2 separate regions of the Homo sapiens genome follow, and region 2 is linked to region 1. A link is a contact called in ENCODE POLR2A ChIA-PET data. All regions are on one chromosome and are shown on one strand. The core of a region is the stretch at or near the end of the contact, and the rest is flanking DNA. Distances in the headings are between cores, read along the strand shown. Region 1 has its middle 13 kb from the start of CLINT1. Region 2 has its middle 6.7 kb from the start of LINC01847.

Region 1 (3,599 bases), core at 178-2,677:
ACAATAATAATAAATAGAATAGTTGGCTGGGTGTGGTGGCTCATGCCTGTAATCCCAGCACTTGGGAAGGTTGGAAGGTAGGAAGACGGCTTGAGCCCAGGAGTTTTAGACCAGCCTGGGCAATGTGGTGAAACCCTGTCTCTACAAAAAAATACAAAAAATTAGCCTGGTATGGTGGCACATTCCTGTAGTCCCAGCTACTTGGGAGGCTGAGGTGGGAGAATAGATTAAGACTGGGAGGCAGAGGTTGCAGTGAGCCAAGACTGTGCCACTGCACTTCAGCCTAGGTGACAGAATGAGACCCTGTCTCAAAAAATTTAAATAATAAAAGAGAACAATTATAACAATATACTGTAATAAAAGTTATGTAAATGTATTCTCTCTCTCTCTGTCAAAATATCCTATTGTTGGCTGGGTATGGTGGCTCATGTCTGTAATCCCAGCACTTTAGGAGGACAATGCCCAGGATTGCTTGAGCCCAGGAGGTTGAGACCAGCCTGGGCAACATACCGAGACCCTGTCTCTTAAAAAAAAATTAAGAAAAAGATCCTGTTGTACCATACTCACCCTCCTTGTGATGATGTGAGATAATACAATGCCTACTTGATGAAATGAAGTTAGGTGAATGTCATAGGCATTGTGGTGTAGTATTAGACTAGTAGTGACCTTCTGATGATTCATCAGAAGGAGAAGCATCTGTTTCAGGTGATCCTGGATCATCCAGCCATGACAATATCCATGGTTGGATGTCAGGAGCAGAAACTCTCCATGACTAACGGGCAGTGGTAGACAGCGTGGATCCACTGGCCAAAGGAATGATTCACATTCCAGGTGGGATGGAGCTGGATGGCATGAGATTTCATCATGCTACTCAGAACGGCTGCTCAGAACATTGAGCAATTTAAAATGTAGTATTGTTTCTTTCTGGAATTTCCCATTTAATATTTTCAGAGTACAGTTGAGCGTGGGTAACTGAAAGTGTGGAAAGCAAAACTGTGAATAAGAGGGGACTTCTGTACATTCTTCTTTTACATCATATTTATATTCTAGCCAATCCTTCCTGAGAATCAGTCTTCAGGGTATTGATTGAATTTTTGTAGCACTTTAGACTTTCTGTTTAGATTTGGAAGTCACCAAGGTTTGGTTCACAATTCGTTTACAAGCCCTCCCTGCAGTGAGGTTACTTCTTGATATTCTCATTCTTTGCTGTGTTAATTTGACTAATTTCAGAACATACTCTTTTCTTCTTTTTAATGCTACGTATCTATTCTGGTGACACCCTGTTATTAGAGAATACAAGTGTCATGACTTTTGTTTTGCTTTGTTTGGAAGTGGTGTCTGCCCATGGAAACTGATTTTCCTGTGTGCTGGCAGTTCTCCAGGAGGATCACTTGCGTCTTATGGCCTCTGGTGGGTGGTATTCAAACCTAGTTCCTCTTGGGAAGGTTTATGAGAATTTCCCTGTTTTTGATGATTCATCCTGAAAAGTGGTGGGTCACTGATTGAAATCCAACATCTGACAGATTCAAACACCTATGGGGAGGGGAGGGAGTGGAAAGTAAGATAGCAAGTAGTAGTAGTATCATTTTTAATACAGATTTATTCTGTTTCTTCAAATTTTTTCTTTGAAATGTTTTTATTAGTTTTTTTAATTACAAAAGTAAAATATGGTCATATGTCCTCATCTATCTACCCTTTGATGCAGCAATTCAACCCGTAGGTACTTATCCAAGAGAAATAAAAAGCTATATCAAAATTCTCATGTAAGAATGTTCCATAGCAGCTTTTTTCACAATAGCCAAAAACCAGAAATGACCCAAATGTCCTTCAACAGGGTATGGATAAACAAATTGTGGAATATCATTGGAATAGACTATGACTCACCAACAAAAAGGAATGAATGACTGATATATACAACAACCTGGATGAATCTCCCAGATAAAAGTGAGCAAAGAAGCTGGGCACAGTGGCTCTGTAGTCCTAGCACTTTGGGGGCTGAGGTGGGTGGATCACTTGAGGTCAGGAGTACGAGACCAGCCTGGTCAACGTGGTGAAACCCCGTCTCTACAAAAATTAGCTGGGCATTGTGGCACGCGCACCTGTAACCCCAGCTACTCAGGAGGCTGAGGCATGAGAATTGCTTGAACCTGGGAGGCGGAGGTTGCAGTGAGATGAGATTGCGCCACTACACTCCAGCCTTGGTGACAGAGCAAGACTCTGTCTCAAAACAACAACAACAACAAAAAACAAACAAACAAACTAAAACCAAAAATTAGCCGGGTGTGGTGGCAGGGGCCTGTAATCCCAGCTACTTGGGAGACTGAGGCAGGAGAATCACTTGAACCCGGCAGGTGGAGGTAGCAATGAGCTGAGATCGCACCACTACACTGCAGCCTGGGCAACAAGAGCCACACTCCATCTCAAAAAAAAAAAAAAAAAAGTGAGCAAAAGAAGCTGCACACAAAAAGTTATGGCTCCGGTTATGTACAATTCTAGAACAGGAAAAACTAATCCAAGGCAAAAAAAAAAAAAAAAAATTACCACGTTTGCCTGAGGTAGACGGAGCAGTGAGAACAAGAGAATTAAAAGTAGGCTGGGCACGGTGGCTCTTGCCTGTAATCCCAGCACTTGGGGAGGCCTAGGTGGGCAGATCACCTGAGCTCAGGAGTTCAAGGCCAGCCTAGTCAACATGGCGAAACCCTGTCTCTACTAAAAATACAAAAAATTAGCCGGGCGTGGTGGCATGCACCTGTAGTCCCAGCTACTTGGGAGGCTAAGGCAGGAGAATCATTTGAACCTGGGAGATGGAGGTTGCAGTGAGCTGAGATCATGCCACTGCATTCCAGCCTGGGTGACAGAGTGAGACTTCATCTCAAAAAAAAAAAAAAAGTAAAAGTAGAGCCAGGTATAGTGGCATGAGCCCATAGTCTTAGCTACTTGGGAGGCTGAGGCAGGAGGATTTCTTGAGCCTGGGAATTTGAGACCAGCCTGAACAACACAGTGGAATCCTGTCTCAAAAATAAACAAATAAATAAAAGTAATATACATTCATTTTAACAAGCAAAACAATCCACCTGTATAAAGAAAAATTTAATATGGTAATTTTGTTAAAATCTCAGTATTTTTTTTCACACTCCATCCATGCTCAGACAGATACAAACAATAATACATGCACATATGTAAATTTTGTTTTGGGATCATGCTAAAGTGCTTGCTTTAAAAAATACTCAATAGTTTATCATGGATATGCCTCCAGTTCAATAAATATAGATGTAACTCATTCTTTTTCTCATGTCTCAATAATGGTGTAATACCTTAATATGAATGTACCATAATTTATTGAACCATTCTCCTATTGATGGATAGTCAGATCATGTATTCATTTATTTATTTATTTTTATTTTTATTTCTTTTTTGAGACAGAGTCTCGCTCTGTCGCCAGGCTGGAGTGCAGTGGTACAATCTAGGCTCGCTGCAACCTCTGCCTCCCCAGTTCAAGCGATTCTCCTGCCTCAGCCTCCCGAGTAGCTGGGACTACAGGCGCACACCACCTCACCTGGCTAATTCTTGTATTTTTCGTAGAGACGGGGTTTCACCAT
Region 2 (3,689 bases), core at 683-3,182, 2.0 Mb after region 1:
TATTACTTCATTTTAAAAAAGTCTACAAGTTGGCATGGTTAGATTGTGGCTCAACAATGTCAAGGCTCTGCATCGGCTTCTGTGCCATGTTTTTGGCTTTCTCCTCACAGTGGCAGGATGGCTGCCAAGCACCACATCCTCATGACATGCAAAAGAAGAAAGAGAGAGAATGGGATTTCTCCTCCTATGTCTCTTTCTTATCCAGGAGCAAAATATTTTCAGAAGATTCCAGAAGACTTTGACTCAGATCCCATTTGCCAGAACTAAACCACATGACCATCCCTAACCCAATCACTGGTGAATGGGAATGAAATTGTCATTTCTGAGCCAGACCAAACATGGCTCATTCCCTAGATTCAGCAGAGGGGGGTCCATCTTAGCATACTGCTGCAGATACAGTTCTGTGAAAAAGAAGATGGGGAGAATGGTAAGTATGGGCGACACATACCATTTGTGAAAGGTGGCATCCTGAGATTCTGTTAGAGTGGCTCTGTGTTGGAATGCTGGGGAAGAACTGAACATGTGGCTGAGTGGAATCCGCCTCTGTGGGGTCTGTTGGTGCTATAAGTAAAAAGTAAAGGACGATTTGTCCCTTCTTCTGGACTCTATGTATGACCAGCTGACAGTAAAGTCATTTTGTTATGAACTCTACCACTCCTCCCTTTCACCGTTAGGGGCCTGGCGCTTGTGTTTCAGGTACTTGCCTGGCCATCAGAGAGCAGGTTCCCATCCCTACCAAGGGCCCAGAATTTGTTCTCCAGATTTTCTTCCCCTAAGGGGTGCACAAAAAGGAGTTGCCTTTGAGAGCAGTCGTGGGACTCAGGCCTGCAGTCAGAAGGGCAGCCCCTCTGGTTGAAGCTCTTTACTAAAAGGACTGATGATGTGTTTTCTGGAATGGGAGCCTCAGTTCATAAATCAAGGCTTGTTGCCTGCCCCTTTTCGCCTTCTCAGAGCCGTGCGCTCTGAAAAACACTTAGCAAATAAAGTTTCAGCTCCCGGTCCCCTGTGTCTCCCCTCCACCCTTTGTAAACCACTCTGCTAAGCTAGAACTGAGCAAAGCTGATGACCTCAGAAGACCCGGGGACAATAGGAGAACTCTGTCCAAGCCTCTTCCCTCCCACTGCACCAGATGGGAAGGTCATGCCGGGAGCCAGCTCTGGAGAAGTCCTTCATGCCCTCTGGTTGCCGTGCACCCAATCTTTGGGTGCAACAGCACATCAGTTGGCAAATGTCAAAAACCGAGAAAATAATAATTTCAGTACTCCATGTTGGCGTCATGCTCTCCAGCCTCCTTCTAAACACTTTCATATCTCATATCTCATTGGGTCCTTCTGATGACTCTGAGCAGCCACTAGGGCAGTGGTCACAAAAATCATTAAATCACAGTCATCATAGCCACTATTTTATGGACTCCCTACTGTGCACCAGGCATTGTGCTCAGCACTTTGCACCCATTATGTCTCTCAATGCTCTCAGCCCCATAAGGTAGGTACTGTCCCTAACCCCACTTTATAAGTAAGGAATCCAAAGCTCAGAAAGAAGGTGCAGCGTGCCCAGGGCTGCTCAGTTCACAAACGACAGAGGCAGGCTTTAAGCTCAGATCTCTTTAGTTGAAAAGCCTGGGCTTTTAATAACTACTACTTTATTCTCTCAGTCTAGGAAGTGATGTTTTGATGGCAGCTGGAGTGAATGCTCTTGAAATCCACTTCCTGATTCTTCCTTCTCTCCCGAGCCTTACTTCCTGTTTTCTGACCTCTTCTGGGAACAACCTGAGTTTCAAGTGCCAGATTAGGTGCTCTGAAACCTAGAAAAACAGGTTCAGGTCTCTTCAGCTTGGTCTTGTCAGGACTCCAGGGCTGAACGAGGCCCAAGAATCAGAGGACCAAATGCCGAGGCAGTCTCAGGCAGCTCCGACAGTCCGGGACGCCAGGCCCAGCAGTCCTACAGTTGCCCTCTTGAATCAGTCGGGTCCAGAGATGAGCAGCAGCTGTTACCTAGGCTATGTCAGGGCCAGGAGCCAAGGTAAGGGTCAAGGACTAACAGGAAAGCACATGAGGGCTGAGCACAGGGTTTGCACTGGGCAGCTGGGATCCAGTTCAAGGGGCCTCCTGCCCCAGATGGGAACAAAGCTCCAGGAACACACTTGAGCCAACTGAGAAGAGAACTCCCACTCAGAGTAGGGCTCCAGTCCAAGGAGGGAGGCTGGGAAATAAGGAGCCAATAAACCAGACCATCTCAGGCAGTTCTGGATTCCCTGTTTTCCGCGTGCAATCTGTCTGATTAATTCAGCTAATGTGTTATTGGCTGATAACAATACCTCATTTCCCCCAGGTAGCACATATAATAAGGTGAAGTAACCTATTTCACCATCTTTAATCCTTACCATGATTCCCAAAACATAGCAGGTGTTAGGGAGTCTCCATTTTACAAGTAAGCAAACTGAGGCTTGGAGAGATTAGGTGACCTGTGCAAGGTCTTCTACAGGAAGTGACAGGATTGGAGTCCTAGTCTGCTTAGCTCCCTAAAAAATGTTCTTTCTTTTCTATCATGTATCATGTATCACACTCAAGAACCAGAACTGTGGGGTCTTCACACACTGCAATATTGAATAGATCATGCATGTATCCATTTATCAACTAACATCTTCTCTGTGCTTGGTGCCAGGAGTGCCAGAGTGGATAAGACAGACAGCCTGTACCCAAGGAACTTACTGCTCATGCCCCCTAGACTTTTCTGATGTCGCTCAAAACCCAGCAAAGAGCCAGCTGCCTCCTTACATCCTCACCCCGGCCCTGGGTGAGGCAGGTCGGGTCTGCTACTGCATATTCCTCATGCCACTTTCTCTGCTTGTTACAGAAACCACACTGTTGACAGAGGCAGAGCTGTGGGACCAACGGATTAGACTGTATCATTTTGAATCTAAGCTGCATCCTCTGCAATCAGTGGCCTCTGCTGTCCCAGAGGTTTCTGTTTGTTTGGGGTTGGGAGGATTTGCTCGGATTAGCGTAGAGATTGTCTGTTCACCGGGGAAAGGGGCCCAGTGACTGACGATGGACCAGCTGGAATGCAGTCAGCTTGGCTCCTCCCATGAACCACAGCTCTGGAGTGACACAGCGCTTCTGCTGGCTCCAGCAGCAACAGGCGCCTGCCTGTAAGCACGACGGTGGGAATGACATCTTTTGGTTATCACTCCATCACTGAAACTCTTTAGGAATAATTCCAGCCCCCTCTCCAGCAGCCAGGACTATAAATAAAGATTCCCTGGGGATGCTGAATCCTGCCCTTCATCCTGGCTGCCTCTGTGACTCATTCCACAAGCCAATTCTTCTTCTATCTTCTTAATTATGGGGAGGGGGGAGTGAAAGTCTGTGCATATCTACCTGCATGCTGTGTGCATTGTCTTAGTTGCAGTCCACACGCATATGCATGCGTGTGTGTGGGTACATGTGTGTTTACCTGTGACTCGGTGTTTAAGCTTAAAATGTAGACAAGTGGCTGGGTGTAGTGGCTCACGCATATAATCCCAGCACTTTGGGAGGCCGAGGCGGGCGGATCACTTGAGCTCAGAAGGTCAAGACCAACCTGGCCAACATGGTGAGACCCTGTCTCTACTAAAAATACAAAAATTAGCTGGGCGTGGTGGCGGGCGCCTGTAATCCCACCTACTCATGAGGCTGAGGCAGAAGAAT

Evidence for each region. ChIA-PET counts read pairs that join two places held with the same protein, here RNA polymerase II (POLR2A).
Region 2: POLR2A ChIA-PET joins it to region 1 with 19 read pairs in OCI-LY7. The contact joins two enhancer-like sites. POLR2A ChIA-PET finds 5 or more read pairs at or near these places in 2 of 52 experiments (OCI-LY7 and PC-9).

Annotation. Positions count from the first base shown.
Region 1 is chr5:157,870,249-157,873,847 of GRCh38, forward strand. No RefSeq gene overlaps it. Among named protein-coding and RNA genes, the nearest start is that of CLINT1, 13 kb to the left of the region's middle. Within about 2 kb of position 1,428, at least 3 of the 41 ENCODE cell types and tissues checked have a DNase peak (open chromatin) inside an H3K27ac peak, as active enhancers do; they include PC-9, where a contact is called at or near this core.
Region 2 is chr5:159,876,221-159,879,909 of GRCh38, forward strand. It overlaps a transcript of ADRA1B not described here. Among named protein-coding and RNA genes, the nearest start is that of LINC01847, 6.7 kb to the left of the region's middle. Within about 2 kb of position 1,933, at least 22 of the 41 ENCODE cell types and tissues checked have a DNase peak (open chromatin) inside an H3K27ac peak, as active enhancers do; they include PC-9, where a contact is called at or near this core.